2 separate regions of the Homo sapiens genome follow, and region 2 is linked to region 1. Evidence: chromatin contacts called from ENCODE POLR2A ChIA-PET data. All regions are on one chromosome and are shown on one strand. Each heading gives the region's core, a stretch centred on a gene start or an enhancer-like site at or near the end of the contact. The rest is flanking DNA. Distances are from core to core; before and after follow the strand shown.

What was found. ChIA-PET counts read pairs that join two places held with the same protein, here RNA polymerase II (POLR2A).
Region 2: POLR2A ChIA-PET joins it to region 1 with 10 read pairs in activated T-cell. The contact joins the enhancer-like site here to the promoter of LDAF1 in region 1. POLR2A ChIA-PET finds 5 or more read pairs at or near these places in 2 of 52 experiments (activated B cell and activated T-cell).

What each region holds. Positions count from the first base shown.
Region 1 is chr16:21,157,257-21,160,366 of GRCh38, forward strand. It overlaps LDAF1 (lipid droplet assembly factor 1), which reads left to right and starts at 1,418. Exons shown (of 5, transcript NM_001301771.2): 1 at 1,418-1,490. It also overlaps a transcript of DNAH3 not described here. RefSeq lists silencers at 1,298-1,427, 1,478-1,657 and enhancers at 1,915-2,415, 2,550-2,699.
Region 2 is chr16:23,503,460-23,506,569 of GRCh38, forward strand. All of the region lies in intron 1 of GGA2 (golgi associated, gamma adaptin ear containing, ARF binding protein 2), which reads right to left. Among named protein-coding and RNA genes, the nearest start is that of GGA2, 5.5 kb to the right of the region's middle. RefSeq lists enhancers at 999-1,500, 1,501-2,000. Within about 2 kb of position 1,477, at least 32 of the 41 ENCODE cell types and tissues checked have a DNase peak (open chromatin) inside an H3K27ac peak, as active enhancers do.

The DNA of each region.
Region 1 (3,110 bases), core at 168-2,667:
GTGCCTCAATAGGTGCTAAGTTCTCGACAGCCACAGCCACACTATTGCACCAGTCCTCACTACAACCCTGTGATTGCTTCTTTTTTTTTTTTTTTTTTTTTGAGACAGGGTCTCACTCTGTTGCCCAGGCTGGAGTGCAGTGTCTTCACTGCAACTTCTACTTCCCAGGTTCAAGCGATACTTCTGCCTCAGCCTCCCGAGTAGCTGGGATTACAGGTGCGCACCACCATGCCTGGCTAGTTTTTATATTTTTAGTAGAGATGGGGTTTCACCATGTTGGCCAGGCTGGTCTGGAACTCCTGGCCTCAAGTGATCTGCCCACCTCAGCCTCCCAAAGTGCTGGGATTATAGGTGTGAGCCACCGCACCCTGCCAGCTTTTTGTTATCTAAAGACTTATTTTCCAGGTTGCTATGGCCACAGGCAAAGAGGAGAGGTCGGTCAACACAGGTCCCTGTCTGGAAAGTGGCTGAGAACTGTGCAACAGCAGACCAATGGTTGGGCTTATCCCTCTCTCTAATTTATGGTTGAAGCCATGGTTCAGAGAGGTTACTTAGTCACACAGTAAGTTGCCATCATGCTCTATAGCAGTGGTTCTCACCTCGGGACGATGGGGCCTTCCAGGGGACATTTGGCAATATTTTGAGACACAACTGGAGGTGGGGGGGGGCGGTTCTTGTAACTGGCATCTAATGGGTAGAGGCTAGGATATTGCTAAACATTCTACAATCCACAGCTCAGAAACAGAATTATTCCGCCCCAAATGTCAATAGCATACTATTCAGAAACCTTACTCTATAGGGCAGATTTGGGGCCAGGGGAAACAGGGGCTCCTGCTCCGACTTGGATCCATGCAAACCGAGGAATTTGGATTGATTTATCTTGTCTCTCTCAGCCTGGACTTTTTCATGTGTAAAATGGACATCCAATCCATCTGAAAGGATCTCACTGGCTTATGACATTCGCATTTGAGCAGTCATGGTTAAAAACTTCCAGCCAGGGTGATACTTCATCACGTGTGTGTCTTGAGCGCCAGAGACGTTCCAGAGCAGCTGGTTTTAGGCATACAGGAGGGGAAACCCTGACACCCTTGGAAAACTCATTCTCGGCTGCCAGTCTGCCTGTCTTGAAGGTGGTCTGAGCTTTCTCACTCCAAGCCAGTCGTGTGGGAAGGGACACTCTCTGAGCCTCAGTTTCCTCAGCTGTCAACCTCTCAGGGCTTGTTCTAGTGGCTCCGAAAGCCAGTGGGAGCGAGCGCGCTTTGCAAAGCCTTGGGCGCCGGGCCTTGGCGCGCCTTTGCCGGATCCTTCCGGCCACGGGCGGGGCGAGCCCAGAGGAGAAGAGCCGAGGGGCGGTGCCCGGGCCAGGGGGCGGAGGCAGGCGGCTCTGGCTCCCTCTCGGGACGCTCTTTCCTTCTTCCTCTTGTTCCTCCTCCTGCCTCTCTTCGCTTCGCCTGCAAACGCGGTGGGGGCTGCTCGGCGGTCAGGAGCAGGTGAGAGCTCGGAGCTTGGGGGTGGGGGTCCGGGTGCCCCGGGTGGCTAGACCCCTCTCGCCGGGCGGGGACAGAGGAGGAGCGCGGGGGCGACGGCGTGAGCGCGCTATCGGGGTCCCACGCCCGTAGCTTTCTGCCCCGGGGTTAGTGTAAGGGGCGTCTCCTGCTTATGAGTCGCCGGGACGGGGCTGGGAGCGCACGAGGAGACACGATTCCTCCCCACCCCTAAATGCACACTCACCCCGCCACCCCCCAACACACACACACATACACACACACACTACCACTAGATTAGGTAAAATGGTAGCTAGCACCACCACACCCCGAGACTGTGCCCCTTTCTGGGGAACCTGGGGAAGACGTCGAGGCAAACCTCCCTAGGATTATTGAAAACGGGCGCCTTCCTCACCACCCAGCCCCTCTTCTCCACCGAGGTCCCCTTCCCCATCGCTGCAGAGAGATCTGCAAGTATCAAAGGGGGCTTCTTTACCCCCAAATTAATAACTAAGTACTCGACTCCCCTCTGAGTTCCCATTATTCAGTCTCTGTGCCTTCTGGGACGCGGACCCCCTCTCCACCTGCATTTCACTCCCTTCCTCCTCTCCTTGGGTCTCCCTGGCTTTTGAACGCTGAAAGGCTGGGCCCGGATGGGGAGGGGCGGCCAGTGTGAGCTCGAGGCGCCCTGTAGCTCCCATCCCCCAACCAGAGATGTGACCCCTCCTCCCAGCTTGAACTTTCGAGGTAGCCGTTTTCCCCTGGAGGTTCGGGGGTGGGAGGGCCAGGAGATTTATTTGGAGCCTTGGAAGGGGAAAGGGTTAGCTGGTGTTGGCCTGGCCCAGTCCCCCAGGCGTGAAGAAGGCGGGGCACTCCTTGGCCGCGCCGGGTTCTCGCTTTCCCTTCTCGGGAGACAGCTCCGTGCCTGGGGAGGCCCCTCCGAGGAGTGAGTGACCAGGGGGTCTGGGAATTGGTGGCCAGGTAGACGCATTTGAAGGCTGTGGCCGATGGCATTCGCCCCACGCACTCTCTCATCGGACTCCCCAAACCGGTCTGGGTGGCACTTGAGGCTCCCAGGCCAAAGGAGACCTGTAAGGGGAACTCCGCTTGTTTCTGCTTGCTGCAGAGATGAGATTATGGGAACTGAGTGCTGGGAACATCCCAAGTTCAAGACCTACGCCAGAGGCAGCTTCAAAGAGAGAATGTGGGGTGGTGGGATTAGTCCCCTCCTCAACTTTCCCCTCCAAAGGGTTTCTTGTTTTACAAAAGGGAAGTAGCAGAGGATGTCTAGCTGGGATGATTAAAATGTGCTTTAATTTGCATACTAGACCCTGTACAGCTTAGTAGTAGATAAAATTACCCCCTATATGATAAATAAATGTGAGGATCTCTCAATTAATTTTGGCCACGTGGACACAATCTTTTAAGCATTTGTACTGTAGGTCAGGTCAGTTTAAAGGGAGAAATGGAAAAGATATCTCTGTGTCCAGCCAGTTCTGGGAAATATAAAATAAGAATGATTTTTTTTTTATATTTGAAAACTCAACAAGGGTTAAAAAATATATCTAATTTAACCAATTGCCTTTATTAAAAATAAGTAAAAATTGTATGAGATTGGGACACCCC
Region 2 (3,110 bases), core at 227-2,726, 2.3 Mb after region 1:
CCAAAATTAATGATATTATATCTTATATTTGATTTAAAACACTACTAGGATATTTGGATTGATAGTTGAAAATAAATGGCAAAATAAGAATTGCTGAAACCTAGTGATAATGTACTTACGATGAGTTTATTATCTATTATCCCATCATTGTTAAATTTTTAAATTTCCATGAAAACCTATACACAAGAACTTAAAATGTTGTGTAAAATACTTCGTGCCCTGCACTTTAGCTCCACTGCATACTGAATAAAAGGAAAACGGATTTTCCTATGGGGGGAAAAAAGATTTATCATGGCTCAAAAGTAACAGTAACCGTCATTTTTAAAAGTACCTAATATGGGGCCGGGTGTAGTGGCTCATGCCTGTAATCCCAGCATTTTGGGAGGCCAAGGTGGGCGGATCACCTGAGGTTGGGAGTTCAAGACCAGCCTGACCAACATGGAGAAACCCCGTCTCTACTAAAAATACAAAATTAGCCAGGTATGGTGCTGCATGCCTGCAGTCCCAGCTACTTGAGAGGCTAAAGCAGGAGAATTGCTTGAACCCGGGAGACGGAGGTTGCGGTGAGCCAAGATCGTGCCATTGCACTCCAGCCTGGGTAATAAGAGTGAAACTCCGTCTCAAAAAAAAAAAAAAAAGTACCTACTATGGGTCAGATACCATGCCAGATGTCCTCAGAACAATCCAGGTTGGCACGATCATCTACACCATTTTACAGATGAAGAAACCTACCCAACCACAAAGCAAGGGAGTGGCAGAAACAAAAATTAAGTCATAGGCTGGCCCAGCTCCACAGCCTGGATGTGTTTCTAACCACTCTTGCGGTGAGGTCTTCAGTTCCTTGACAAAGTTAGGGCCTCTCTTGGAAGCCAGCTTGATCTTCGTGCTCATAAACTCCTTGAAGGCAAAAAGCAGGCCTGTCTCATTCACTCTCACAGGCTCTAGTACCTAGAAGAGTTGCTGGCAGGTATCTACTGAATGAACGATTCCTCTTTTGCTAGACAGTGTTTGGCCAGCTGGCTGGACATACTGATAACACGGAGAGATGGCTATCTCAGTTCTGAAATAACTGGGCCCCTAAACACATAATCCCAGCCTGCACAAACTATTTCAGAAGACTTGAGCAGCTCCAAAAAATGACCCCCAGGGGGCCAGCAGCTGGGTCTGACCAGGCCACAGCAACCGCCGTAGGTCTGTTTGACACCAATCTGCTCCAAGGACTAGCTAGGGGCCAGACAGGGCACGGCCAGGGAGAAATTCAAAGGATGCCTTCTCTGTTTTGGGCTATCCCAGACTCCAAGGTGGTTTATTTATAGCTGGCACTTGAGCAGGACAGAGGGGTGCTGAGAAATAGCACTGCTGCCATGTATTTCCTCACTAAAAGCAGTGTTTGTATGATTCATTTCAAGCGTGCTACAGGGCCAGAGGTGTTAAGAAAACAGCTGAGACCTCCGGCTGTGAGTGAAATGGCTCATCCAAGAGTGACTAATTCAGAAGCCAAACCATCCCACGTCAGCTGCCAACCAACCACCGGGGTCATGACCCTGGCACCAGCAGCCGCCTGTGCTAGCAAGGGGAGCCCCAAGACTGTGAGGAAGTGGTCACCCCGAGGAGCAGAATGCAATCCTTCAGCAGTCCACGCTGCAGGGGGACTCCTTCCCTGGGAGGGACACGTGGACCCCAAGAGTCCGGCAATCATACAATTCAGCACATGTGAAAACCTCCAAGACTCAGCATGGGAATGTCCTACTCATCACCTGGGAGTAGGACCAAGTGGAAGGAAGAAACAGATTTACTGAGCACCCAACTTTTACTAAGCCATGGCCTCCCTGGTAGCGCTACCAGAGCTAGAATTCTAGAGCCCAAGAGGACTGAGTGCTGTTTTTAATAGCGCAAGGCTAGCAACACCTAAGATGTCTACCAACAGGGACCCGGTTAAATGGATCCTAGGACACCCATACAACGGGGCGTCTAAGGCTTTTCATTTAAAAGAACAAGGCGGCTACATCTGCAGTCATGTGGAATAATGACCAAAATACATGAAGTGGAAAAAAACACCACAGAACTGAATGACAGAATGCACAGGCGCTGCCGTTTGTACTTTTAAGGCATGAGATTCTGGTAACGGCTTCCTGATACTCCTCTGGGAACAACCCCTCTCCTCAATTCCAGGTCCCCCATTCACCCTCCCCACCTTTGGCTCTGGGTTGGGTACTGTCCCCCACCCCACCCCACCCCAGGTCTGGCCATCTTCATATTTCATGACCCCAGGTCATGCTGACTCCAAGGTGGACATAAAACCCAAGCCAACAGGCGGAAGAACAATAACTCTTGCAAATCAATGGGGAAAAGAAATTCTGCTGAGATTGCAGTAGGGAGAAGAGCAAAGCAGAGAAAATTCAATCAAAGAAGTGAACCGTGGAGCTCCTGGACTGAGCCTACCCCTACTCTGGGACTTTCTTTACTTTCCTTTTTTTGGTAAGCGGGTATGGGTATGAGTTAGTTTCAATTACTTGCAGCTATAAAAGCCTAATGATAATAATAGCTAGCGCTTCTTGGGCACTTACTACAAGCATAGTAAGGCACTATTTTAAGTGCTTTCTGTGTATTAAAGCCTTTGATTCTCTCAACAACCCTAAGAAGAGGTTTTATTACTCTCTTCCCATCTTAAAGATACAGCTGCCTTGTTTGCAGGGACCTGATCTTGGCCAGTCCTCAGACACCACCCCCTGGTGACTTCATGTAGCTCAGACCCATGAGCTTTTGCCTTCAACTACACCCATGTCTTGGCCATACTATCAATCCCACGACCCCCTTATCCCTCCATTGCAGCACCAATGGCCCACCATCCCCAACAAATCTGACTTAACCCATCGTTCACTTCATCTTCTCTGCTCCTACTCCCAGAAGAAAACAACAACAAATACAGCCATGAAGACTGCAACCCACATTCCTGATGTCCAGTCAGCATTCTGCAGTCCTCACTCAGGAACTCAGCGGGGAGATGGGTAGGAGTGATCCCATCCCACTCAACCCTGGGGAAACATGGCAGTATCTGGTGACATTTTTGGCTGTTATGACTGGGAGGAAGGGTGTGAGCTTTGGTATCC